Linked DNA regions of Mus musculus: region 1 is linked to region 2. Evidence: chromatin loops called from intact Hi-C (ENCODE). Cell type or tissue: heart. All regions are shown on one strand. Each heading gives the region's core, and the rest is flanking DNA. Links, peaks and the distances in the headings are about the cores only.

Region 1 (14,587 bases), core at 4,602-8,601, 130 kb after region 2:
TTTGTCATCACACCTGGAGTACCTAAGGTAAATTTCCACACTTCTGGACTTTTGTGACATGAATTACCACCTCTCTTGGAGCACACAGTTGACATGAACTTTAGGTCTAGTTGGCAAAACTTCCAGAAAACAACAGGCTTCGCCATTGGTACAGTGCTGTAAAAGATGACTTTCCTCTCTACAGCCACAGCCTTGGGTGCTGACTCATCTGCTAGAACTAGGTGACCTTTATGATAATATTCATGAGAGCCCACTTAAGATCATTTAAATCAAGCTTGACCAGAATTACCACGAAGGCTAGAACCCTTAAGAAAGCCTAACTAAGCTAATTGACAATTCTGTTTGGCTTCTTATAGAATGCAAGATAAATATTTTTTTTAAAAAAAGATTTATGTGCATGTAGGTTTACATTGATAAGTTAATGTACATCACAGCTAGAGCCCAAGGAAGCCAAAAGAGGATACCAGATCTCCTGGAACTAGATACAGTCCTTGGGAGCCTCGTGGGTGCTGGGAATGAGTCTTGGTTCAGTAGCCATGTCTTCTTCCAGCCCCAAAGTACTTTAGTGATACAGTTTAGCACAGGCTCAACTTAAATCTTCAGATGTTCTTTTTTCGAGACTCCAGGTGCGTTGTCAAAGCTGGATTTCTGGAGGCTTCTGCTTTTCTGGTATCTAAAACGCCACCTACATTTCTTGATCTTATTCTAGCTGCCAGCCCTTCCTTCTGGATCATGTGGGGGACCATCACCTCAACAGTGTCCCCTATTTTCTGTTTTCTTCCTTGGCCTTGAAAGTGTTTCCCCTCTCTGATCTAAAATGCTCACCTCCATTTCCACCCACTCCCACTGATCAGTTTCATTATCACCTCCTTAGGTAAGGCTCCTTGGTCCTCCGAGCTGGAGCAAATAAACGCCTCGTTTCCCTTTGCAAGTATTTCCTCCTGCTAACACACAAACACACACACACCTGGAACTCCTACCTGGGTGTTTTGAAGCTCTCAGAACAGACCATAAACCGAAGGGAGAAGTCTCTGGTGAGTCCATAAGACAAGTTAGAGATTGTTTGGGGCTTTAATAAAACGATCTTAAGTGGGCTCTCATGAATATTATCATCAAAATCACCTAGTTCTAGCAGATGAGTCAGCACCCAAGGCTGTGCCTGTAGAGAGGAAAGTCATCTTTTACAGCACTGTTCCAGTGGCGAAGCCTGTTGTTTTCTGGAAGTTTTGCCAACTAGACCTAAAGTTCATGACAACTGTGTGCTCCAAGAGATGGTTTCACTCCTGGCTGCAGCAATAAACCGTCTTGTGCTGGAGGCCACAATTCCAAACTTCATTGTTTCTACTTATCTTGCTTGCCACTTCTGTTTATGTCATAACTGAAACTCTGTACTGTCAGGGTACCTTTCCAACTCCATGGCCAGTTGTACTGTAAGCCAGGTTTTGACCCAAGGCCTGCACATGCTAGCCAAGTGCTCAACTACTGAATTTCACCATTAGTCCCTAACTGAAATTTATGTAGAACACTGACTTCTACATAATAACAGCACCCCCCCACCACCACCACAGACACACACACACACACACAACTGTATTTAGGACTACCCTACGTCTCACTTACTGGAGATTTTTCTGCACTAGGTATTCACTCGTACTCTAAAACAGGATAGTGAGAACTTCTTAGGGATAGTGAGTTTCTCAGGGACTCAGTGATCAAATGTTTTGGCCTGATTCTGAGAAAAACGGTAATTGCACCAGCGTACTGAGTGTAAAGTGCCAGACATGAGACCAATGCTCTATTTTTATCCCTACACTGTAGATACATAAACTAAGATTAAGTCAAGGGCCTCATTCATGAATCTAGTAGAATGCCCAGCTGGCTATCTAAACACCACACTTTATCACAGGGTAACAGTTCCCTCAGGGCAGAAGCAATCATTTAACTCCTGCCAGGGTCCAAGTGGAAGGCTGGTTATCTATCCGAAGAACAGCCTTAAAATATTTGAAAAGTATTACCTAAATATGGAATAAATCTAGGCCAAGAGGCAAAAAGTAGATGTAGGGAGGTCTGTGATCTACCTTATCTGCATTACTCCTGTTTTAGTAAAAACGTCTTTCTTCTTAAAAGACCCAGGTTTGATTCCCAGAACCTACATGGAGGCTCACAAGTTCCAGAGGCTCTGATTCCTTCTTCTAGCCTCCAAAGGTACCGCAGACCCATGGTGTATAAACATACATGCAAGCAGAAACACTCAAACACATAAAATAACTAAATTGTAAAAGAAAAAAAAAACAATAACAAAAAACCAGAAACCCGCCCTTTCCAAGTGTCCCTTTGTGGGCACATACTTTATTGCACATAAATTTTTGTACATCCAGTTCCCAAATGAGACGTGCTCATTCATCTTTCAGACCCTCACAGCTCACAAAGGCCCTGGCACATGGTAGGCACTTGATAAACACTTCTTCAGAGCATGACCATTCACGCACCATGACCTTACAGTAGGCCAACACGCAGCGGCTCCTGGCTCATCTGCTCTGCAGGCCACGCAATCCCACAGTCCTCTTTGTGAACTCTTGTTCACTTTCCAGATCCAGGAGAGCGTCCAGTGTTTCACTCTCAGAACTGAAGTCCCAGCAGGCACTTGCCTGCACACCGCGTTTACTATCTCTTCACTGTGTTGATCCTTAACAGAGGATCAATCTTAGTTCCTATCAGTGGTAAGAGCTCTGGTGTTTGATCCTAGAGGAGCATTTCCTTCAGTTTTTGTCACATATAAAAGCTGTGTGTCGAGACCGAAGGTCATCTACTATCTTCTCTTCTATCACCAAGCCTTTTGCCACCTCCTCCTCGGACAGCAGTAACTCTGTCTCCGAGTCTTTGGTTACAATAATCACAAAGGACTTTATTGACTCCAGGATGTTGGCCACCACCACCTGATGCTGGTAAACTTCCAAAGCATTCCGAGCCCGACTGATTATGATGTCCGGGTCTGTCTCCAGCTTAAAGGAAACTACAAACGCTTTAGGAGCCCAGTCTTTGACCAGAGGGGAAAGCATCTTTGGCACCATCTTCATTGTTATCTGTATCCGAAAAAGCAAGCCAAGTTCAGTTAGTTAACACTGGTCAGTCCCTACCAGGGATCCAAGCAACCAAGGACCGACTTTTGACTAAGGTTAGGTGGGCTTTCTTACAGTTTGGAAACTTCTTGCAGCACACCAAATGCCAAAGACTGGGTTCTGTAGATTCGTTTAGGTTCATATTGAAGCCTGAATTCAGAGCCCATCATCTACTTTGCTGCAAAGTATGTTTTCTGAACCAGTCCTGGCCTGCCATTTTCATTACAATTTCTCAAACGTTCCCCTTTATTTTACTATTTTCAAAGACAGTGTTTCACTATGCAGCCCCGGCTAACCTAGAGGTTGGTATATGGGCCAGGTTGGCTTCAAATGCTGATCTTCCCGCCAGTCTCCAGAGGGCTGGGGTTAGAGGTGTGAGCTGCCACCAAGCCTGGAACTTCCTTTTAACTCATTTAAATATTTTTAAGTCTTTGAGGATTTTATAGATTGTATTTTAATCATACTCATCTCTTTTATTTTTTAAAGAAAATCTGAAGATAACTATAATCTGTTCATAAAAATGTTACTTTGAGCCGGGCGTGATGGCGCACACCTTTAATCCCAGCATTTGGGAGGCAGAGTCAGGCGGATTTCTGAGTTCGAGGCCAGCCTGGTCTACAAAGTGAGTTCCAGGACAGCCTGGGCTACAGAGAAACCCTGTCTCAGGGGAAAAAAAAAAGTTACTTTGGCAGGATTCCAATATATTGGGTTTTAAATCTCTCAAGTCTAAAATGTCGTGCTGGTGGGCGTGGCTACTGATTTGATTTGTACTTGGAGGTTTTTTTTTTTTCATTTGTTAACTAAAAGTATTAATACAATAATCACAACAGAGTACTGAGACATGACTGACTTGGTCTTCACTTGATTAAAGTCCCTGCCCTGTTTCCTAAACCTTATACAACCAAAGGGGAATACTAAGTTGTTCTGGATTTTTTTGTTTTTGGTTTTGGTTTTTTTTTTTTGAGACAGGGTTTCTCTGTTTAGCCCTGGCTGTCCTGGAACTCACTCCGTAGACCAGGCTGACCTCGAACTCAGAAATCTGCCTGCCTCTGCCTCCCAAGTGCTGGGATTAAATGTGTGTGCCACCACTGCCTAGTTCATTCTGGATATTTTTAAGGTAGAAAGAAAAAAAAAAGGATAAACTGGAGATCCCAGGATTTTTAAAGAGTATGAGTTCTGCCTGCAAGTGTGCCAGGAATCCCACACAAGCTCCCACTTGATCTCTCTTCTTGGCATTTACCACCTGTGTGCATCAGGGATTCCCCTGCAGACTGAAAGCAATGCCAGCAACTGCCAGTGTACTTCTCTTCCACAATAACACTTGGCACACAGTAGGTACTCTGAAATGTGTAACTTAACTATCCCCAAGGCGCCCCTCAGACAATTTCATCAATAAACACTACTTATATCAGCCAACAAATGTCTATGATTTCCCTCATGTTCCAAGACACCAAATCACCTTCAATTTTCAGCGGTGACACTAAGGTGACACTATCCTCCCCTTCTTCTTCCTGAAAGGACAATAACCCCCACTTATCCCTCTGCTTCCTAGTTCCAAAATACTAGGATATTCTGTACAAACAAAACTTTTTACTTTTATTTATTTACTTTGAGATTTATTTACTCTCTCACTGTGCAGCTCTGGCTGGCCTGTAATTCACTAGGTAGACCAGGCTAGCCTTGAAATGAAGAGCCCATCTGTCCCTGGAGGGCTGCAATGAAAGGGAAGATGCTGCTGCATCCAAACAACGTCTTGTCTTTCCTTCCACCTTTGTGTCTCCAGGCTCCACAGGATAAAGTTCAAGGGTCTTAAGGAATACAAAGGTTGTGTATACCAAGAGGCAAGATGCCTCTTCAGCCTTACCAAAGCACTTTGGTTCACAGAACATTACCCAGTTGCAAACTCCAACTTGTAACTCCACTTAGAATAACCTTCCCCACTTGATCAGGCCCTCTGTCCATCTTTTGATGAGTCATCTCCATCACCCTGACACCCCCGTCTCACTACCCCGGGGATCTGACTGCACTTTGTACATACCTCCACTACAGCATTTATCATTCTGATCTGTGATTATGGCTGGTGTCCAGGCCCTCGCTAGACTGTGAGATCCTTGAGGGCAGTGTCTTATTCATCTCTGTATTCCCAGTGCCTAGCTCATACAGAAGGCTGAAAGGCCATCCAGATCAAGAGGAAAGTAACCCAAGATTGGTTAGAGGGGGTCAGATCTCTGGAAGAGAAGAGCCCATCACCTGCAGTGGGCCACCAGATGAGTGGATCTTGTGTTCAGGCATTTCGGAGACAGGAATATAGAAATCTGACACTGCCGCGGCCAGGTAAAACATCGCAGAAGAGCCTGTGAAGATAAACGGAGTATAAGAAATCGGGGAAGGGCATGGAATCTTTTCTTTAACTCGGGTTCCTTGGCTGTGGGGTAGGCAGCAAGCAATAGGGAAAAGAGGCTAGGGAGAACGGCTCTACAGCCAGGAAAACCTTTGGATTTCCTTGGAACATTCACCTAATGGACTGAGAGCCAGGGCAGCAGCCTGCAGCAGATGCAGATAATCCGCCAAAGTGGTAAACTCTACAGCCAGAAAGGTGCCGGCAGCGGCTGCCTCTTGGTAGCTCTGCAATGCTGCAGCAAAGCCCGGGAGCGCATTCTCTTCGGCCTCCAGACTCAGCTTGCCCGACTGGGCTGGGCCAGAAGGCCGAAGGGCTGACAGCCAGGCCTGGGGCGGGAAGCGGTGGGCATAGGGGAAGGCCGAGCGCGCTCGGTACAAGAACAGGACTCCATAGCCGGCAGCCAGGAAGACCTCCGCCGACGCGGCTCCGCGTCGCCCGCTACTGAAGTTGTCCAGAAAGCGCACGGCTCGCGCTTCCAGGGGGACCTTGGTGCCTCCAGATGTGATCAGCACCACCCGCCGGCCCTGCTCGCCCAGCCTGGCCGCAAAGCGAGCCATAACCTCGGCCCAGCGCGCAGCACCCGCAGGACGCGGCAACTCAGCCACCAGGTCCATTTCCGCCATCTGCACTGTAGTCACCCCACGGTAGAACCACAGCGCCCGGGCACGCCGGGCCGCTGGCGCCACGCCCCCTTCCGGATACCTGGGCTGCGCGCAGCCGCAAATAGTGACTATGGTCATTCCCTTTCCTATGTCCGCCAGTAGGTCCTGATCTCGCTAAGGCTCGAAATGCTTGCCTGTTCTGGGAAAGCCCGTCGGGAAGCGTCTAGAGGAAGAACGTATCTAGAAAATCCAGAAAAATTATGCTTCCTGTGGATTTCCTAGTTTGGAAAACGAAATGGTTGTTTTTGACCTATACCGGCCACCGTATAGTTCTCCCCAGGCTCGGGCTACATGGCAGTCAAGTTCTGGCTATTTAACCTTTGAGATTTAGAGTTTGTGCTCTCCCCTCCCCAATTGTCGCAGTCAGTCCCGCCCCTCCCCCTTGCCCTTGAAATCCCGACGTCCGGGCTGGCCCGTGGTTGTCACGTGACACCTCAGCCTTGCGGATGCTAGCCAGGCAACCGTCCTGGAGACCGACGCCGCCGGCCGCACCATGAACGTGATCTACCCGCTGGCGGTGCCCAAGGGGCGCCGGCTCTCCTGTGAGGTGTGCGAAGCCCCGGCCGAGCGGATGTGCACGGCCTGTACAGTCACTTATTACTGGTAGGCCCTGGAACATGGTGCCTGGTGCCTCTGCTCCCTCCCTGTCTCCCAACACGGGTCTGGCCTCGTGTGTCTGTCCTTTGTGGCCTTTCCTGCCAGGGACCCCACAAGTCCAGAGCAGGCTTGAAGACGCGTGTCTAAGACTTCTGTGGCTTCCTCTGCGTCTTCTCCGGCTCTGCTGGGTTTTTTGCCTGATGTTTTGCGGGGCTCCTACTGTTACTGTGTTGCAAACCCTTCCTGGTGCTGAACATAATGGGGCCATTTCTGTAGATCTCTCCTCTCAAAGCTCAAGGAGAACTCTGAAGACAGAGAAGTAGACAAATGATAATTTCAGGGAGAAATGGCAAGTCAAAGGAAATGGGAGGAGAAATTGGGCAGACAGCTTCTCTCAGAGTAGACGATTGGTCTGAAGTTAAGGAGCTAAAGAGCCGGTGTTCTTGCCCTACAAAGGCACAGGTAGGGTTCTTAAGTAGGGAAGACGTGTTCTTCAGGACTAGAAGAAAGACTATTGGCCAGTGCACAGCTAAGGGAGTTTGAATGTAGGAGAGGTAGTAATTCAAGATGCGAGGGGTTTAAATGTATTCGCATTAACACCATCCCCATCCTTTTTTATAAGAGAGTTTCATGTAGTTGGTCTCAAACTCACTATGTAAGCTAAGAATTGAACTTTTGAACATCGTACCCACACCCCTCAAGGGCCGGAGTTGCAAGTATGTGTTGCCATGCCTGGTTTGTGTAGTACTAGAGAGAGAACTCAAGGCACCGTGCATACTAGACAAACTACCAACTAAGTCACATCCCCTGCCCTAGACTCTATTTTGGGCCTCACAAAACTAGGATACTGACCTTCCAAACTTAACTCATAGCCAAATGACTTGTGTGTGTGTGTGGTTTTTTTAAAGCCTTATTTTTCATTTTACATGCTAAGTTCTGTCACTCCTGAGCCCTGAGACTTCTGAGGAGGGTAACATGGTGACTGGGGCAGTATCTAAAAAAGGTTTCTTTGAAATAAGATTTGAGTATTGAGAGGCCAGTACGGGCTTGCTATGTGAAGACACAGAAGAAGGGTGGGCCGTTCCAGCCATACAGCACTGGTTTGGTTAAAGAGTGAAAGACCTTGGCTGAAACCTAAATGGGAAAGAAAGCTGCGTGAGTCCCAGCCAGTGATTTCCACACAGGGATTCGGTGAATAACTCACAACCTGCATTTATACTGCATAAATAATATGTATTTGTAAGATGCATTTCTTCCTGCAGGCAGCAGCAGTGTGGGACAGGGGAGGGTCACGATGGCAGGCAGCAGCAGTGTGGGACAGGGGAAGGCAGACCCTGCCTTCTCGTTAGATCACAGGATCCTCCCCTTCTCAGACTGTTCCAGGTGCCCTTCCTCCATGTCCTACGTGATACAGCCGTCCTCATTCTTGGCAAGTGAGCATGGGCTGGAGTTCAGCATCCCAGTGCTCAGTAAAACAGCCTGACATTTTTGTGGAATTTCTTCTATTTTCTTCTGTATATTTATGGTATAAACTATGAATTGTGAATATGTTCCAAGGTGATAGATCTTTTAAAAACAGGACATTTATTTATTTAATTGTATTGGTGTGTGTGAGAGAGAGAGAGAGAGAGAGAGAGAGAGAGAGAGAGAGCACAGATCAAAGGACAGCTTTCAGGAGTGAGTTCTCTGTAGCCCAGGCTTTACCACCTTTTTGTTCCCAGAAATAGCGACTCAGACTGAATTATCTTTAGCTTTGTTCCCCAACCATCATGTATCCCAAAAATCCTATTCATTCATCCTATGAGTGCCACATGGCAAGTTACCTCTTCTTCAGTTTGATGCTTCTGTCTCCATCAGCATTCCTGGGCGAATCTCCTTCTCGCTCCTGACTATCCCAAAAATCCTCTATCTGTATCAGAACTTTTACCTCCCTATTTCCTGCCTCAGCTCATAGGCCAAAAGCCTTTTATTGAAGATTTCACACATTGCACAAAAGATTCCCTCTACAGTTCTCTGCTTCAGCATGCAGGTTCGAGCCCAGATCATAAGACTTGCTGGGAAGAAATCTTGCTGGCCTGGAATAAAACATTGTTAAGAAGGATAATTTTATGAAAGTACATATAGAAACATTAGTAGTATATCAGAGAGCTCTTGGTTTATAGTACAGTAGATCATAGCATATAGATAACAGTAATTTGTGATATTTTCCCTTTAATTGAATGTTTGTGATACAAACTTAAAGGCCTTCGCTGGCCAGCAGGGAGAAAATGTCAAGTGGTATTTGATGATAAGAAGCAGTAGGAAACTGGGTGTGGTGGTTCATGCTTGCAATTCTAGCACATGGGAGGCAAAGGCAGGAAGATCACTGTAAATTCAGGGATGGCCTGGGCTAATAGTTCAAGGCAAGCCTGGGCTACAGCGTGAATAGTTTCAGAAAGAAAGGGAAGGAAGGAGAAAGGGAGGGAGGAAATGAAAGGAAGAAGGAAGGAAGGAAGAAGAAAGAGAAGCTTTAGTGGATGGTAGAATGGATGCCTTGCATAAGGGCATCCAGATGGAGGTTAATAAACCCTGATGATGCTTGAATAAAACATGTCGGCCTCATAAACAGCTTAACTGTGCTCCCAGCTCCTCCTTTATATCCTGGCCTGGGGTGAATGTATGGGTGAGACAGCTCAATATTGATGGCACCCAGAAATGTATGAAGAAAGCTGTTTATTTAAAAAGGCAAGCTATGTCAGTTACTGTCAGTGGAACAAAGGTCAGGAAGTTGGATACATTATTTATTACCTTTTCCACCGTTCCCAGTGACTCAGCCTGTCTGTCCCTCTGCTGTGGAATGTGACTGCTTCTGAATCCCAGTGAAGTGTTTTTGTTACTCTGTTTTCAGTAATTCTCTAAGATACCCCCACCATTAAACAAAACAACAAAATCCTTAAAATGCTTTCTATCGCTTCTCTGGTAGTAGTATAGTTTGTAAATTAAATCCTTGGCTGTGTTCCTGTTATCTGGAGGAGGAGGAAGAGAGAGTGGTGGCTGCAGCCATGTAGTTCCCATGGCTGCTTTTGTGCTGCATCCAGAGGCTTGAGTTATTGCACCTGAGACCTTGGAGCTCCGGAAACACACAGTAGTTGTTGTCCGGAAGAAAAACAGAAACACACTGGCCACCTTTCCCCTAGATTATAGTTACCTGTTTTGAAATATGTATAATGTATAATAGATGCGTAGGTGAAAATGTCTCCTTAGCAGTAGAAATGCAAAAGCCAATGATTGCATACCCTCAACCAGAGCCTCAGAGTACACAGAGCTGAACTGACAGGGTCGAAGCAGGGAATGGTCCAGGCAGTAACAGCAGTGGGAAGCTTTAATAGCCCACGTCCAGGAGTGAATAGAACAACTAGGCAGATATTCCTTAAGGAAGTGTAAGACTAGGGCAACTCTGTAAATTAACTAGGTCCAACCAAGTCTGTGGAACACCCTAATAACAGAACGTGCATCTTCTCCAGTGCAATGTTAGGTCATAAATATGGAAGGAATAAAATCACAGAAGGTAGGTTCTGTTATGGTGCAATGAAATCATAACCAGTAACAGAAGGAAGTTTGGTAAGTTTACAATCAGGTCAAAAATAACACTCTTTAAAATCCAGTGGGCCAAAGGGAGACTGAAAAATGCTTTGAGATAAATGAAAAGGAAACAACAACATATACCCATACTTATAGGGTATCATTGATTTTGTAGTTCCTATGAATTTACAGCTGTTAATGTACACAGTAGAAAAGACCTCAGATCAGTAACTTAGTATTCCATCTAAAGAACAAACAAAAAAAATGTATTCATTAACCCATTCATGCATGGCTCTGCATTAGATCAGACATGCTAGGAGAAGGAGCAGAGGGGAATAAAAAGGAGAGTAGGAAAAACTATAGAAAGGATAAGTGAACATCACTTTCTTGAAAAAAAAAAAAATCACAAAGCTAATGAACTTTACCTAGAGGGGCCAGAAAAAGAAGATTCAAATTACTGAAATCAAAACTGAAGTTGATACCATTATTGCCGGCCTTGCAGAAATAAGGGAAATTATAAGAGAACACTCTGAACACTGTATATCAAGAAATCAGATAACCCAGATGAAAAACAGACCCATCCCTAAGAAGCACCAAACAGACATAAGAAGCAATGTCCGACTGGATCCATAACAAGTGATGGAAAACCAAAGCCAGATAACACAGGCTGGTGTATTCTTTCACCTTTAAAGGAAAATGAACACAGATTCTTTAATTTGTTAAAAAGAGGAACAAATAACTCATAATATTCTATATTCTATAAGACCCATATTGTGCCAGGAATAAAACCAAATAAAATATCACAAAATTACAGAATAGTATCCCCAATGAATACAGATGCAAAAGTTCTCAAAATTTTAGCAAACTAAACCTGTCAGCAAATATGAAGGATTCGACATCATAGGCAATTGGGATTTATTTTAGGAGTTCAAGATAGGTTGAATATACATATATCTGTCAATATAAAACACCATACTAGCAGAATAAAACACACACACAGTCTTACTAGATGCAGAAAAACCATTGGGTGAAATCTAGCATCATACTAAACTTGGCAGGGGGTGGGGTGGGAGGAATTCCTGTTACTTACTAAATAAAAATGACACAACACACACAAAAAAAATCCAGAGCTGGTGAAGGCACAGTTGAGCCAGCCCCGCGGGTTGTGGGAGCAGGAGAGCTGGCCCAGCCCCTCACAGGCTGCAGCACTTGGGAGACTGGGGCCTGCACTCTGACTAGGCAGCCCAAGCAGCTGGCTCTGGAGGTGTGGGTGCTGTTGAACCCACCCTGAGGGCATGAGAGCAGAAGAGCTGATCCTGCCACCTTCCTGTGGCAGCTTTGGGTGGCATAGCTGGAGCAGTGCCAGAGAGCTTGCCCTGGTGGTTTGGATAAGGGAGAGCCAGCTCAGCTATTAGCCAGGCCCAGATCCTGGGCTCTGAATTGGCTCACCTCAAAATCTATATCATCTGCAAATGGTTGGAACTCATGAAAGGGCCAGTCCTGCTGTCCCAAAGCTGCAGGATATCCATGACACCGGGCAATAAAAGGATAACCAGGAGGAGTCTGGATGAGAATCCAGTATTGATGGTGTCATAGAAGCCTTCGATCTCAGAACCCAGAGCAATGACTCATTGCAATGAACATTTGCAAGTGAAGATGTGTGGACAGAGGGATATAGTGTGGGACACGCTGTGACATGCTACAGCTTCCGCGAGATGTTTTCTATGTTTTTGTTGTTTGTGTATACGTTTTATTTTGTGGGAATGCTGCAAGGGCAGAGAGTGGATATGAGGGGACAGGGAGATGAGTGGCTCTGGGGTGCATGATGGGAAACTCACAAAGAATCAATAAAAAGTGTTTTAAAAGTCCAGAGCAGCAGAGAATTAACACCATACTTACTGTGGAGGACTGCGAGCTTCTCCATGCATGAGACCTGTGAGCCCACGATGCTGCTTCCACCACTCTTCAATACTGGGGCAGGGGTTCTAGTCAGGACGCAGTTAGACAAGACGATGGAGTGAAAGCCAGCCAAGCTTGGAAAGAGTAACGCAACCTCATTTACAGATGTTATGGCCTCATCGTGATGGCTGACTGTATGCCAGCCTGACTGAAGTAAGGGATGTCGGATAGTTGGTAACACCTTGTTTTGGGGTGTGTTTGTGGGAGAGAAAAGCATTTGTCCTGGGAGACTGAGTCAAGGTCATTCTCACCACAGAGAGTGGGTACCCTGCATTCCACTGATGGTCTAAACCTAGCATGGCACAGGGGTAATTTGCTCTCTTAAGTGCTGGGATATCTGTCTTCTCCTGTTCTTGGCTATCAGCTCGCTAGTTCAGGGGCCTTTGGGCTCTCGACTTAAAACAAGTAGATCCTCTCCTTCCTCCCTAACTGCTAGTCTCAGCCTTCTGTCTCAGTTGAATTACTGCTCTGGCTTTTCTGGTTCTCCAACACAGGAAACATTACAGGTCTTTAAGATTTATTTTTTTTCAAGTGTGTGTGTGTGTGTGTGTGTGTGTGTGTGTGTGTGTGTGTGTGTGTATAGAGCTATGTGCACATGAGAACAGGTGTCCACAGAGTACAGAGGAATCAGATCCCTCTGCACATGGGGTTACAGGGGGCTGTGAGCCACCCAGCATGGGTTCGGGGAATCAAACTGTATCTTCAGGAAGAGCAGTAACTGTTCTTAACTGTTGAGCCATCTCTCTAGCACCCATCGTGCAACTCTGTGTGCTCAGTATCACATGAACCAACTCCTATAATAAACATCGATTTCCCCTGGAGGATCCTAACAGGCTTATAATATAGAAAGCATAAGGAACTTAGAAAATTATATTAAAACTAAGCCATGAACACAGCAATACTGCAGGGTATGGAGGAGTAGTTAAACTCCTATAAACTAGCAATGAGCAATCCAAAAGTGAAATTAAGAAGGTCACCTTATTCAAAACAGGATAAAATATTAGAGAAAAACTTAGTCAAGGAAGTGCATGACTTACTGAAATACCATAAAAGATGATGAAGCAGTGGCCAGTCCAAAAAGAAAACCGGTGTAATTCCCTTAAATAAGTTAAATAAATAATATACTGAGAGGGTCCTGGGGTGGAAGAGAAAGCACTAGACAGAAATGATATGATATATAGACATGTAAGTATGATGCGGCCTTAAGACAGCCTTCTTCTTTGGACCAAATCCTTAAACAGTCCAGGGGTATCTCTGACCAGTAACCCAGACAGAAGGAAGGCCCGACCTTTATAACCTTCTAGGGGTGGTGGGAAGTTCACACAGAGGAGCCATAAGTTAAGAGTTGCAGCACAGACTGCCTAGCAAAACAGTGTTGAAAGAAATTAAAGACACTGAAATACTTTTATTATTATTTAAGATTTATTTATTATTATTAATAAGTACACTGTTGCTATCTTCAGACACACTAGAAGAGAGAGTCAGACCTCATAACAGGTGGTTGTGAGCCACCATGTGGTTTCTAGGATTTGAACTCAGGACCTTTGGAAGAGCAGTCCCACTGAGTCCATCTGAAATTCCAGCTTAGACAGGCTGACTCTAAAATTCATATGGAAATTTCAAAACTTACTACTGTGCTAAACTAATTTATTAAAGATTTATTTTCCTTTATGCATATGGGTATTTTTCTTTCATGCATAGATGTGTGTGTACCACATTCATGTCTGCTGTCACGAATCCTCTGGAACTGGAGTTAGTTGTGAGCTGCCATGTGGGTGCTGGGAATTGAACCCAGTGCTCCTAACTGATGAGCCACGTCTCCAGCCCCTACAGTGCTACCTACTGTGTTAAGGTTGGTACAGGAGTGAGAAGCTATGATGGCCCATAAGCGTTCACTGAGAACAGATAGTCCTTTAACAAATGGTGCTGAGTCAAGCAGACATCCACGTGGAATAAGATGGACTTGGATCCTTACCTTCCACCTCATTCAAAAAAAAAAAAAAATCATATGCGAAAGACATAGATGTTAGCCATGAAACTGTGGACAGTTAGAAGGAAACTTAATCGCAAATTCGTGTAGTTTCAGATTTGACATCAAAGGAACCAAAGTGAAACTAGGTGAGTTAGACATCGTCAAAATTTAATTTCTTGTTTGTTTTCCAAGACAAGCCCTTGCTGTCCTGGAACTCTGTGTGCAGACCAGCCTGTCTTCAAACTCAGGTATCCTCCTACCTCTGGGATTAAAGGTGCAACAAACACCACATCCAGCAAATCTTTTAAAAAAAGAA
Region 2 (14,587 bases), core at 6,142-10,141:
TTAGTGGTCCACTCCACCTTCGTCACTATTGGTAAGCCAGAGAAATGTCTCAGTATTAGTTCTAATATTTTAATTTAATGACCAAAGACACTAGTAGCATACTGCTAATAAGCAAAGCATGCAAAGAATTCATACAAAATGATTTCAATTTTGACCACAAAGTAATACATTATCACAAAATAATCGACTTGCTGGAACCAAATGAACAATTGCAAATCTTTATTTAAAAAAAAAAAAAAAAACACAAAAAAACCCCCACAAACCAAAACCAAAACCCCACACAAATCAACAGTTGATCATGATGTCTACCCATCTGCAATTCCACAAGGCACCTCAAGGATCCAATTAAGAACAGCACTAATTTCATTTGCTTCAGCAAATGACTACTTCAAATTCAAGTCTCTAAATCACAACACTGGCAGAGGTAAAGGGTAGACAAGTCTAAAAAGAATTAACAGGGTACCAGACTTGCTGGATGATACCTAAAGGTTCAGTATCCTGGCTGGGCGCAGTGTCAGGGAGAGGCGGAGCCAGGTGGATACCTGGGAGTTCCAGATCAGACAGGGCTTATATACAAACATCATCTCAAACACCCCCTCCCAAGAGTCACTAGCCTACTAGGTTTTTATATTAAGTAAACTCAGTATGTGAATAACAATTTTTTTAACCTAATTAAAACAGCTAGTTATTGCTTGTGTATGTTTGAACAGATAATCTCAATATGCAGACCAGGCACACCTAAGTCAAACCTAGAGATCTCTCTCAAGTGCTGGGATTAAAGGCTTGTACCATCTCATCCATATTTGCTGACTTGATAATGTTATTTAAAATGATGGGGCCAGTAAGATGGTTCAGCAAGTGAAATTGTTTTCTTGATAAGCCTGACCATGTGAACTGGATTCCTGGAACCCACACAGGGATAACTCCTGCAAGTTGTCCTCTGACTTCCAAATGTTCCAATCACCCAATGAGTATGCAATAAAATAATGAACGAGCCAGAGATAGGCTGATCTCTGAATTTGCAGTCAGCCAAGACCAGAGTGAATTCCAGGACAGTCAGTAAGGGATATAAATACAGAAGAACCCTGTCTCAAAACAAACAAACAAACAAACAAACAACTACCCATTGAGTATGCTTAAATCCACTGTTCCATGGAGGGTATTTTTTATTCACAATAAACTACTGCTGCTGGATCATGTATCTAACTTTAAAAATAGGATAATGCTGGCAGTAAGACAGTATTAGTTCCTAAGAAATACTTTATTTTGTAGATAAGACAGAGAACAATGAAAACCCACACCACAAATAGACGTTATTAGGAGTGACTAGACCAGCCTACTTACAAAGCATATACATGTAGATATCAGGAAGAAAACTTGACAGGTCCTAAGGTAAGATTTCACCCAAGCAAAAATAGCACTGGCTGGAACACATTAAATCAACTTACTAAAAGGACAGAGGGAACACTATTGGAATTGCAGAAATGGCTCAGTAGTTAAAAGCACTTGCTCTAGCCAGAGCCAGGCTTGGATCTCAGCACCTACACTCAACTGACACTCCAACTCCAGGAGATTCAATTCCCTTTTAAGGGCTCTGTGGGCACCAGGCAAACATGTGATGCACACACAGAGATCAAGTTGTAAACATTATACTAGGTGTTCTCTACACACCATTTAATCCTCACAATTTGGTCATAAGGGGCATCATTAATCCCTACCTACCACCATCTTCACCAAGCACTGAACTGAAATACAACCTGTGGCAATTTGTTCTCAGCACTGAATGCAGTTTCCCCCTTTTATTACTGCCTGTGCCACATACTAGGCAAATATGCTGAGTGTTCTAATAAACCTCTCAAACTTTTCGTGGATGCCTATCATTCAAACTCTAGCTCCCTACAATTACCAGCGAGGTTCTTAAAAGCAAACCATCCATGGTGGTGCCAGGAATTGACAAACACCAAGTAACCTAGGAAGTGCTTTTTTACACACATTACTGCCTTAAATAGTACCTACTTAAGTTGAAGATTATTCTCAACAAATTGCCCCACATCTTATTAGAACTATAATTCCAAGCCTTGAAGCTTACCCTAAAATCACAAATCCCACTTAATTCCTTACTTGTTTTCTAGGCAGACTTATTTCTCAGACAGGACCGTAGGGTTCAGACAAGCCTGAAGGACATCTAACGCCAGCGAGCCTCACTGTAAGGAACACAAGGAACTCACTGCTCTTTCTACAACATTTTAAGAGCAAATGATTCTACCTGGCAAAAAGAGGGAAAGAACAACAACTCAAGGATTTGGTTCCAAGTTAGTGACTATGTAAGTTGACTTCAGTCATCTTAAAATGATTAATTAATGCACTTGTGTGCAAGCCGAGAGCCCCAGCATTCGGTCAACTTCTGCAAGTCCCTTCCTTACACAGTCAAGGAGTCCTCAGGCCTTCTTGTGCAACACCAATTTTAATAGATACATGTTAAGAGACTTCTGAGATAGAAACAGAATGACTTTAAAAGCCCAAGAAATTTTGGTCAAAACCTTTCCAATCTACAAAATATTCACTTTTACCAAGGACACTGTAACAAAGTACTTTAAGCTTTGCCAGTATTATAATATACACTCAGCTAAATTTTTTTGGAATGTAAAAATGTATTACTACGATAACTATTTATGCTTCTGATCTTGCTTTCTCACAGGGGCAAGAGAGATGCACTAGCCACTTAAACTGGACTCTAGGAACGCCGCCACTGCATCATCCTTTGGGCCAAACCAACAATCACTGGGCAAAAGCTGTCATTTCCTTGCTGCTCTTGATGAGCTGGACGCAAAATTGCGTTGGCATTTAAAAGCACCTTCTAAGGGGTTGGTCTTCATGGCCGTGCCCAAGTGGGCTTTCTTGTATTGTTTAATGTGCCACCTTTGGTCCTGTTGGTGACTAAAGAGCATGAAAATCAAGACACTAGCCCATCCCACCAGAGTGGATCTTCAGCTAAGCAGTAAAGCACACAGAGAAACCCTGTCTCAAAAACCAAAACCCATTTACATATAATAAAAATAAATAAATCTTTAAAAAAAAAGGGGGGGGGGGCTGGTGAGATGGCTCAGTTGGTAAGAGCACCAGACTTCTCTTCCAAAGGTCTGAAGTTCAAATCCCAGCAACCACATGGTGGCTCACAACCATCCGTAATGAGATCTGACCCCCTCTTCTGGAGTGTTTGAAGACAGCTACAGTGTACTTACATATAATAAAAATAAATAAATCTTAAAAAAAACAAAAAACAAAAAAAAAAACCAAAAACCCAAACAACCAATGGGCTGGATGGAGATGGCTCAGTGGTTAAGAGCACTGACTGCTCTTCCAGATGTCCTGAGTTCAAATCCCAGCAACCACATGGTGGCTCACAACCATCTGTAATGGGATCTGATGCCCTCTTCTGAAGATAGCCACAGTGCAAAAGTAATTAAGTCCCCCCCCCCAAAAAAATCCAACCAAGGTGACACCACTAGGTCTGGTGGCACACATCTATAATCTCACCAACTCCCTGAAAAGACACATTTCCTTATTACCTCAAAACTCAAAAAGTCGGAAGAGGTCCAATATTTTCTCCTTTAATTCCTCAACTGCATTTCACTCTTAGCATGGGACAGTAAACAAGTTTTTACTTCGCAAAGCTGACTGACTTGCGCACACTAAACCAGAATTCATGGCAACTCCCGGCCTTTTGGAATACAATAAAAGGTAGGCAACCTGTCACACCTGAGGACTAGTGTCAAGAAACAAAGACTCCAGTGTAGGTCACGTACAAAGTCTTTAAATAGCTAAGAATAGTCAGTCACCCTAAGAAATTACCTAACCATGTGGACAAGCTCCAAACTGAAAATGGCTAGGATCTATTTTCAGAGTACAACACAACAGTTGTTGAACAAATACTCCAGAAGAGTAAGTTCAAATCCTGCTCCTACTACTTCCTGTTTTAGGACAAATCATTCAAACTTGTGTTTCCATGGAACAGTACTTAAGTCTCCAAGGTTTTAAAATCTTAATCACTTAACAAACCTTGAATAAATACTGTTCACACAATTGTTAATTTGCAGTAACTACTTAACATACAGTAAAACCCCAAGAGGGAGGGTCCCCAAAGGAAGACTAACACTGATAGTATTAAGTTTTAAAGACATAAAGCTTTTATTTTAGACCATGGGTGAAAAGGTCTATGCTATGCACATAGGCCAATGAAGATGGCTTCACCTGGAGAAAATGCTTCCAGGGCAAGCCTGACAACAGAGTCCACGCCCCCACAAAGCATGTAAAATTCAGACGCAAGTCTGTCTTCTGACCTGTACACAAGTGTTTATAGCACAGATATGCCCTCACACACAAACATGCATGCAACCTTTTAAGTAACAGACTGGTTCAAAGAAAAAGATAAAAAAGGAAGGATTTCTATGTAAAGGCTGAGATGACAAGCCGAACCTCTGTGGTGTTCTGAATGCCTAATCCCATCACTGAGCCACAATCCCAACCCTGACTTTTGCCACCATATAAGATACATACATCCCATTGATTTTTTTTTTTTTTTGGTTTTTGCAGACAGTGTTTCTCTGTCTAGCCCTGGCTGTCCTGGAACTCACTCTGTAGACCAGGCTGGCCTCGAACTCAGAAATCCGCCTGCCTCTGCCTCCCAAGTGCTGGGATTAAAGGCATGCGCCACCACACCCGGCTGAAAAATGTTCTTGATTCATGCTTTTCTCCTATCAAGTGTTTCAGGATTAAGAACCATTCTCTACATCTAATAAACTGAACGTTATTTGCAGAAGGTATGCAAATAGATTAAGTTACATGTTTTTTTTTCTCAACACAGTATACAAAAGTGATAAAACAAATGATTTTTTTAAATTCCTAGATTATAATGCCTCTATGGTTCTTTTTGTTGTTTTTTGAAACAGGGTCTCCCTGAGTGCAGGGATTAAAGGCATGTACCACCACCTCAGGCATTTAATGTTATGAAGGCAGTGAGGGCAGTGTCTTACCCAGGCTGTCTTTCAACTCACTCAAGTAGCAGAGCACGACTCACGGGATTACATGCATGCATCACCATGCTTTCTTAATGCAGTGCTATGGCTCAAACCCAGAGCTTTAGGAACACTAGACACTCTATACTAAAGTCAAAGGAGTTAAATCCACAGTCCCTTTATTTGAAAAATTTACAATAAAACCAGCATTTGAAAATAAAAGCCTGCTGGGCAGTGGTGGCCCACGCCTTTAATCCCAGCACTTGGGAGGCAGAGGCAGGCAGATTTCTAAATTCCGAGGCCAGCCTGGTCTACAAAAAGTGAGTTCCGGGGCCAGGCGTGGTGGTGCACGCCTTTAATCCCAGCACTCGGGAGGCAGAGGCAGGCGGATTTCTGAGTTCAAGGCCAGCCTGGTCTAGAGAGTGAGGTCCAGGACAGCCAGGGCTACACAGAGAAACCCTGTCTCAACCCCCTCCAATCCCCCCCCCCCAAAAAAACAAAAGAAAAGCCTTAGGACAAAGATTTCTGACCAAGTTGTAAGAATTCACCAGTCAACAAACCTCTCTCTAAAGGCAGAAATGAAATCTTCCACGTAGTTTATAAAATAGCTAAAGAACCTAGAATATATAATCCAGAATTCAGTGCATTGCAATAACTGAATCTCCCATTTTACACAGGTTGACCACCTCTGGAGTCAAGTTATTTCCACTGTTTCATACCCTATACTTTTCCTAACTAGGACAAACCTTTAGCTCACAGGAACCAGAATTTACAGTGTATCTCATTTAAAAACCACAGCATTAACATAATGGCCTGCTTAGAAACAAAGCACAGTTTAAGCAGTTAAATAGTAATTGAGGTTAAGGCAGTCTAACAAAGAGTCATCAAAAGCCAATTTACATTTAACTTGTCCGGAAGGATGATCAACAAAGTTGATGGTAAGTGCTGTAACCTACATAATGTACAATGTAAAACTGAGGTATACACATCTTAGATAGACACTACTTCAAAAAAATGTGACAAGCCCAGACAAATATTAAAATGTATTAAACACATACAAAAACCACAATTTGCCTAACTGGAAGGGCTGCTAAGGAGGGCTAGCTAGTTATAATGGACTGAGGGTTAAAATTGTCCTCTGGAAGGTGAGAGCAGACTATTCTCCGCATCACCTGGGACCATCAGGATGAACATTTTAACCCAACCAGGAATAAGGACCACTTTAAAAGCCACCAGGACGTCAACCCCACAAGCACCAAAGCCTTACATTTTTTTTTCTTTGCTCACTAGTAACCCGGGGGGGGGGGGGGGGGGGAAGGAACCCAGGACACATGGTCAGAAAGGCAAACTGCCCGTGACAGGAGAAATCCTAGAGTCTGGAAAAACAAAATGTTTCCCTCTAATTGCAACTGTAGAGAACAGTCCATTAAGTGATTGTAATCGCTTTTGCTTGAGTGTTTCCACGACTGTGTGGGGTTCATCAGTGAATGTTTTTCATCACTCCGTTATTTTAAAAGCCTATAGCTGCCCATTCACGAGCACTGTGCCACTCTGTAGCGCTCTCTTCACCATCTACTTATTTAACGCCTTCTAAGCGAGCATGTAAGAGAAAATGCTGAAATGGCGCCAAGTATCACAGCTGTACGGCCAGGATTGCTGCTGGCACTCGCGGGGCTCTACACCCATGCAACTGCACTAGCCTTGGCAGCCATCTTGAAAAAGATGCCGGGCTCACAAGGGAGCCCAGAGTGCAGGCAGCGCCTGCACTTACCACCGCCGTCTACAAACCCTTCTCTGGATCTATGAAGGTATAGTTTACAACTCTAAGCCAAATACAACGAAGGCTAAGTTCCCAAGGACTTATGGCCACTCCAGCAAGCTATAACAAAAATTGATTTGATCAGCATGATTCCCTGACAAGGAAGTAAGAGAAATAAAAAATGAGGAAGAACCATTTCCTTTCAGATACGTTACTCGTCGTTTGGACAAATAAGAAGAGCCCTCTTTGGCTACAGAAGGTCTATAGGAAAAATGTGCTCGAGGTACTAAATGGACTGAATATTCGAGTAGTCTAAACAAAGGCAACATAACCTTACAGTACAGATAACATCTCAGGCAACTGACATGTCAAATCCCGTTCCCCGAGAGGTTAACAAGGTGAAAGATCACCTGTATGTTAATTAGCGGGTCACATTCTTACATAGCAATTTCAAAGCAGAAAGGGATGTCAAGGTTAAAAGCGTGCTTAGCCTGGAGTTGCCTCAGTTTGATGCAAGGTAACTGTTAAGGCATGGCTCATGCGACGCGCCTGCCTTGACCTGCTTTGTGCCAAAGCTTTTTGAGGCTAGCTCAAGATCGGTACTTAACAGCAACACAAAGCGAGTCTACAGACCCGCTAATCCCGTCACCCAAGGAAGAAACACAGGGTCCCAATCCCCCACCCTGTCATGCCCGCGGTGGCTCTGGCCCATGCAGGAGGCGGACGCGAGCTTTCCACCCCGGCATCTCACCTGTTGATGAAACCGTATCCGTTCCTTACATTGAACCATTTGACTGTTCCCAAAACCTTCGTTGCTGGAAAACAAAGCACAACAACGTCCAATCACCGGCTGGCCCTGGAAGTCGGTCCAGGATCTAGCCGCAGGCCCGGGCCGCCGCCCTCGCCGCACACGTGGGTGCGCCGGGTAGCGCGGGTCCGAGGTGGGTGTGCGCCCGGGAGGCGAGCACGTGAGGGCCGGGGAAGCAGCCCGCGCTCCTCCGGCTGCGTAGGCGGCGGGGCGGGGACCCCAGCACGAGGCCCCGGGGCGGGTGGGCGCGGGGGAGGGGCGGCGGCGGCCGGAGCAGCGGCGGGATCCCGGTGTGCGCGCGCCGCGGGCCTCGGGGGGGAGGGGCGGCCGCGTAGTCCGTGGCTCGGGCCGCGTCGCCTAACGGTCCGGCCCGCGGCCCCATCCCCGGTCCCTTCTGGCGCTCACCGATGACCTTCTTGTCCCCGCCGGCGGGCGCCGCCGATGTGAGGCCACCCGGGCCGCCACTACCCGCGCCGCTGCCCGTGGAGCCGGGCTTGGTGTCGGCGGCGCTGAGGGCGGCGGCGGGGGCGGCGGGCGGCTGCTGGGTCTCGGCCTCGCTGCTCATGGTTGCGGTGATGGTGACTGGGGCCGGCGGCGACGGCTGCGGCTCCTCCCGGGTGTGATGGTGACTAGGCCGGCGGCGGCGGTGGGGCTCTCAGGGCTCTCTGGGGTCCGCTCTCCGCTCCCGCTACCGATCGAACTAGCGAGAATGGCGGGACGGGCGGGATAAGCCCCGCGATAGACCCGCCCTCGTCCTCCCCCATTGGTCCGCATCGTTGTCCATCTCACCACCTGACCGGGTCTCTAGCGCCTATTGGCTCACGCTCCGCGGCTCCTGCGCTCTCATTGGTATCTTTAGCGACTAATTCGCCCGACCCACAGCTTCTCAGGCCTCCGCCGCCATAGAGACCGGAACTAGAATGAGAGCCTCGGCCGTGAGCACCATAGAGTACCGGGAGGACGCGCAGAGGGAACGTTCCCAGATGGGGCTGCGCTCGTCGCGCACGTGGGCCGCGATCGCCGGGCCTACTCCGGCCTCCTAGAAGGGGCTCCTTCCCACGGCTGGGTGAACGCCGGGGCCTCCTTAATGGGTCAGGCTTTTGGTGATCCAGTCACCTTGGAGGGACCACGCAGGCGCTGGAGCTGCCACGACTCAGCGTGTTCAGGGCGGGGGTGATCGTTTCCCCCGGCGTCCGAGGAAATGTATTTCATACTGGCCACAAATCAGATTTAATTTCGCCTCACATTTATTGGATGTTAGGGTTTTTGACTTTATAAACTAAGCACTGTAGACAAGGATTGCTATCCTTGTTTTTATACACTGTAAAACACACGCTGCCTTCTTTCTGAAGCCCTCCGCCTACCTTCATTCATTCTTTATTACGCATCTACTATTGACTGGGGATTGAAGTAGTTTGCCAGTTAGTTTCTGCTTTCTGATGGTGGAATTTTAAACGCCCACCACTTCTTGGTTGGGTGAGCACAGCGTTTGGGGAGTGGGAGCAGGAAGAGTTGGGTGGTGACATTTCAGGCAAAGGTAGGTTTGTGCAAAGGCCTAGAAAAGATAGGGTCTCACGGAGACTGCAAATAAAGGAAACCAATCGAAGTAGGAATCAGAGGTGGGCAGAGGTGTTTTTAACCTGAGATTCTTCCCCTGATCACCGGTGAGCAGTGTAGCTTTCGCGGTGTAAGTAAGGAGTAGCATCGTTAAAGAAAGAAAAGGCTGCTGCTTGGAGAAGGGGCTGCAGAGAGAGAAGGGATGGGAGTGGGGGAAACAAGAGGACCTGAGATGGCTCTGTGTGTAAAGGCACTTGGCCAAACCTGAGTTCTTGCCTTCAGCTCCACATAATGGAAAGAGAAAGATAGCCTCTTCCTGTAAGCTGTAGCTTGACCTCCCCACGAGCACTGTGGCATACTCCTAGCTCCCAGTAAATAAAAGCATGAACTAGAAATACAAAAAGAACGCTAAATCCGACGGGCTGTGGTGGCGCTCGCCTTTAATTCCAGCACTTGGCAGGCAGAGGCAGGCGGATTTCTGAGTTCGAGGCCAGGCTAGTCTGCAAAGTGAGTTCAGGGACAGCCAGGAGAAACCCTGTCTCATTCCCCCCCCCACCACCACCACCACCACCAAGACCAGGGCTGGAGAGATGGCTCTGTGGAGATGGCTCTGTGGCTCTGTGGTTAGATCACTTGCAGTCCTGATGTTAAGACTGGAGTTTAGATACCCAGAATAAATGCTGAGTGGGCATGGCAGCCCTCTCTTGGGATTTCAGCCTGGATCCCCAGAACAAGCTCGCCTGCAATACTACTATCATCCAGCCTTGGGTTTGATTGAGAGACTGCCTCCATGAATAAGGTGGAATAGCAAAGGGAAACAATTCTGGACATCAGCCTTGGGCGTCCACACACACGCACACACACACATGAATGTGCGTGTGCACACCATATACAAGAAATGTGGAAAGAAAAAAAATTTTTTTTCCGAGACAGGGTTTCTCTGTGCAGCCCTGGCTGTCCTGGAACTCAGTCTGTAGACCAGGCTGGCCTTAAACTCAGAAATCCGCCTGCCTCTGCCTCCCAAGTGCTGGGATGAAAGGCCTGCGCCACCATGCCCAGCTGAAAGGAATAAACGTTAACTGCTGTGGAGAGATAGTAGCAATTCTGTCCAATCTGTCTTTGCTGCTTAGGAGTGTTCTATGTCCTCATCTGTCTGCCCTCTTGCTTTGAAGGTGAAGCATTAGGATGCACTGATGCAAGCACCTTTAATCCCAGCATACAGAAGGCAGAGGCAGGTGGATCACTTAGTTCCAGGACAACCTGGTCTACAGAGTGCCAGGACAACCAGGGCTACACAGAGAAATCATCTCAGAAAAAAAGAAACAACAAAAAAATCACCCCAGGATGGACAGGCCCTCCCCCAACACCAGGCGAATCTCCTCACAATTCTGGTTTTTGCTTTTAAGGAATGCAAGGTAATAAATCCCAGGAATGTCCTTTGCAAAAAAGCTTCTCCTTTGTCCCCCTCTCCTCAGGCTCAGCTTTGGAAACACACCCTGACGCACCCTGGCATCCTCCCTAACCCCGATCAATACATGAGCATTTTCATCACAGTCCAAGGTGTAGGTTTTTTGAGACAAGAGTCTCACTGTGTAGCTCTGGGTGGCCTGGAACTATGCAGACCAGCTGTCTTCAAACTCAGAGACACACTTGCCTCTGCTTCCCAAGTGCCTGGTGCCTTCAAAATTTTAGTATTTTTGTGTATATGGTGTGCATGTGTATATGGTGTGCCTGTGTTTCTGTGTGTGGGTCCCAGATGTCGGTCCTCACTTTCCTGATGCTGAGACAGCTTCTCTCATGCTGCATATTTCAGGTTAGCTGGCTGGCACGCTTCCCTGAATTCTGTTTCAGCTTCCCATCTTGCTGCTCATGCACTGGGATTATAAACACATCTGGCTCTTAGATGGGTTCTAGGGAGCTCAACTGACACCATCATACTTGTCCAGGAAGCTGTTATTGGAGGAGTGAGCCATCACCCCTGCCCCTGAAAAGCCCCACCTGTTCCAAGTTTTCTATTCTACCTGAACATCTGGTTCATGTAACACATATCTACTAGATATTAGATGCTTAGTTTTTCCAGATGTTAGGACGCAGCAGTTAAACAAAAATCCCACTAAAACTAAAGGCAGCAGACCACACTTCCTGCCTTGACCACCTGCCTGTCTCCTGTCACAGGCATGGGCCACATCTTACTCTTCTTACTGCTTCAGCGGAGACTGGCAGGGCAGCTGTACCAGGTGTCAGTGAGCTCAGCTGCACAGCCCATCACAAGAATACCAGATTGGCACAGCTGTTCCATCTTTCCCATCTCATGACAATTCTACTTTGTCCAGTCACTCACAGCCCTCTGCTTAGCATGAGGATTTCTTATGCTCTCTGAAGTCTTGTTTACATAGCTACAGGAAGTTACTTAGGGCCTTTTTGTATTTCTTTTGTTGTTGTTTTGTTTTGTTTTGTTTTGTTTTGAGACAGGGTTTCTCTGTGTAGCCCTGGCTGTCCTGGAACTCACTCTGTAGACCAGGCTGGCTTTGAACTCAGAAATCCACCTGCCTCTGCCTCTGGAGTACTGGGATTAAAGGCATGCACCACCACGCCCTGCTTGCCTGTTTGTATTTCACCAGCCTGGTACAAAGAAAGGGCCCTGTAAGACAGGTTCTGGGGCTGGAGAGATGGCTCAGCAGTTAAGAGCACTGAGTGCTCTTCCGGAGGTCCTGAGTTCCTGAGTTCAGTTCCCAGCAATCATAGGGTGGCTCACAACCACCTCTAATGGGATCTGATGCCATTTTCTGGTGTGTCTGAAGATAGCTAGCTACAGTGTATTCATATACATAAAATAAATACATTGTTTTTTTTTATTTTTTGTTTTTGTTTTTTTTAAAGACAGGTTCTGTTCTAGAATTTGACCTGGTTCATCTGCCTATATAGTTGAGTAATCTCTGACCATGAGATGGAAGAAAAAAGACAGGAGAGGCATGGTGGCACATGGCTGTAATCCTGGCAAGTAGGAAGAGGCAGGAAGCTCCAGCCTGGTCTATGTAGTGAGTTCCAAGCTACTCATGGCTACATAGCAGACCCAGACCCCATCCTTCCAAAATATAGACACGAGTACAATAAATACCTCATGAAAGTCTCATCATACAGCTTTCTTTTTGTATGTGTGCTTTTGAGACAGTGTCTTGCTACATAGCCCTGGCTTTCTAGGAATTGAGGTTGTTCGTGGAAAGTCACAGAGATCTGCCTCAAAGGCATGCACCACCACGACAGGTTCAGAGTAGCTCTCTCATCCTGACATTACTTCATAAGGGGGATCTTTCCATGTTGGATTATTCCTTCCAAATAATTTCCAAGGCATGTTATATCTGTCCTCTGTGTGTGCATGTATTTTGAGACAAGGTCACACACAGCCAAGGTGGGTCTTGAGTTCCTGATTCTCCTGCCTTCACCTCCCAAGGGCTGAGATTACAGGCGTCACCACACCGACCCGTTCTGTTCTCCCCTGGGTCTCACGATACAGCTCAGACTGTCCATGAACTGCATTGCCCCTTGCTTCAGGCTCCAAAGTGCCGAGATAATGCAGCTACTGTGATGCCTTCTCACCGAGTCTTTCAGCAGCCCCGAGGAAACTATAGGACACACTTGTTTTACTGAGGAGAAAACTGGGATCTTAGAGAATATAAACTTCCCTTGAGACCTTCATGGCTCAGGGTTGGAGAGATTGTCCAGTGGTTAAGAGCACTGGCTGCTCTTTGGGAGGTCCTGGGTTCAATTCCCAGCAACCACATGGCGGGGAATCGGATATTCTCACACATGCAGGCAAAACACCAATGCATATAAAAACCTTCATGGGGACCTGGCAAAGATTCTCCTACCCTATGATTCCTACTTGATCAAGACATATTCCACCAGATGGTCTCCTTCCCTTGAGCAGTGGCGGGTCACAGCTAATGAATCTTAACCTGCTGGGATATCCTGGACTACCTACTGCTACCTATGTCCCTGAGTGTGAACTCAAGAGGACCCTGAAAGCTGGAGGCACTTGGCCTTCGAAATGCTGGCTCCTGAGAGAGCCAGTCCTAGTTGAAGCAGAAGCAAGGTGACAGTACTGTCATTACTGCTGCGTAGAAGCACACAGCAACTCTCGTGCGGGAGGTTTGGCTGGGTCTGTCCACTCAGACAGGCACAGCTACTTTGGGTTTCCTTACTTTTTCTCTAAAGCCTCCACTTCTACCTACCCATTCTCCTTGTGAAATGATCTCGTAGAGGTTTACTGCTTTCTCTCTCTGTTCTTTGAGACAAGGACTCACTATGCAGCCTCGGTGGGCCTCAGATTCACAGGCCTGCCTCTGCCTCCTAGTGTTGGGATTAAAAGTCTGTGTCACCAGCCAGCTCTGGATGCTTTTCATTTAAACTTAAACTGTCTTATTTGAATAAACTTTGGCTTTTCTTGACTTTAAAAATAAGCAACACAGGGCTGGAGAGATGGCTCAGCACTGACTGCTCTTCCAGAGATCCTGAGTTCAATTCTCAGCAACCACCTGGTGGCTCACAACCATCTGTAATGGGATCTGATGTGTGTCTGAAGACAGCTATAGTGTACTCATATAAATAAATCTTATTAAAAAATGAACAATACAAATAGTAACTACAGAACCCATGCATTAAAAAAAATTCCTTTATTTACAGTCCAAAATGTAAACAGGATGATTGGTTCTCGTTTGTGATACTTCCAGGTCCTGGATCGCATACTGTGGAGACAGGGAAGCAAACACAGAGGCCAGTCCAGCTTGTCAGACTCGAGAGAGAATGTCACACCAAAACAGCAGAGGACCTAAATGGTAGAGACAGGACTGTGAGGAGAGAGGGATGAAGAAAACAGGAAAGGGGTATTACACAGGACAAGCACTCCAAACTCTTTTTCTTTTTTGATTTATTTATTATTATATGTAAGTACACAGTAGCTGTCTTCAGACACACCAGAAGAGGGAGTCAGATCTTGTTACGGATGGTTGTGAGCCACCATGTGGTTGCTGGGATTTGAACTCTGGACCTTCGGAAGAGCAGTCGGGTGCTCTTACCCACTGAGCCATCTCACCAGCCCCGCACTCCGAACTCTTAAATCTTTTCCCTAAAGACTAGACTTTGGGGGATGGAGAGATGGATCAGTGGTTAAGAGCACTCACTGCTCTTTAATTCCCAGCATCCACATGGTGGCTCATACACATCTGTAATAGGATCTGATGCCCTCTTCTGGTGTGTCTGAAGACAGCTACAATGTACTCATAAACATTAAATAAATAATTCTTTAAAAAAAAAGAAAGACTAGACATTTGGATCCCCAGGACCATGTGAAGATGAATATAATATTCACCTCTCCCTACTCTGTGTAGTAACATTAACTTTTAAATGACATTTACTTATATGTGAGGGCATGCATGTCATGGGTTGTAT

What was found. Hi-C counts contacts between places; a loop is a spot of excess contacts. Peaks named below come from ENCODE experiments on the same cell type or tissue, not always from the same donor. Only the 100,000 strongest peaks of a DNase experiment are listed, where the experiment ranks them.
Region 1: a loop joins it to region 2, with 2.4 times the contacts of the local background. A loop is called at or near these places in 2 of 42 quality-filtered maps.

What each region holds. Positions count from the first base shown.
Region 1 is chr4:119,416,211-119,430,797 of GRCm38, forward strand. It overlaps Ppcs (phosphopantothenoylcysteine synthetase), which reads right to left and starts at 6,210. Exons shown (of 3, transcript NM_026494.4): 1 at 5,636-6,210; 2 at 5,370-5,473; 3 at 2,317-3,083. The coding sequence starts at 6,143. The coding sequence ends at 2,760. It overlaps Zmynd12 (zinc finger, MYND domain containing 12), which reads left to right and starts at 6,474. Exons shown (of 8, transcript NM_001014900.2): 1 at 6,474-6,785. The coding sequence starts at 6,676. In heart, for the core only: a CTCF peak has its summit at 6,219 (motif pointing left); DNase peaks (open chromatin) are centred at 6,201 and 6,581; H3K4me3 peaks cover 2,451 bases; H3K27ac peaks cover 1,684 bases.
Region 2 is chr4:119,286,217-119,300,803 of GRCm38, forward strand. It overlaps Ybx1 (Y box protein 1), which reads right to left and starts at 8,297. Exons shown (of 8, transcript NM_011732.2): 1 at 7,988-8,297; 2 at 7,526-7,589. The coding sequence starts at 8,147. Ppih (peptidyl prolyl isomerase H) reads right to left here. Exons shown (of 10, transcript NM_028677.4): 10 at 13,794-13,967. In heart, for the core only: no CTCF peak of the experiment used is centred there; DNase peaks (open chromatin) are centred at 6,695 and 8,395; H3K4me3 peaks cover 3,539 bases; H3K27ac peaks cover 3,649 bases.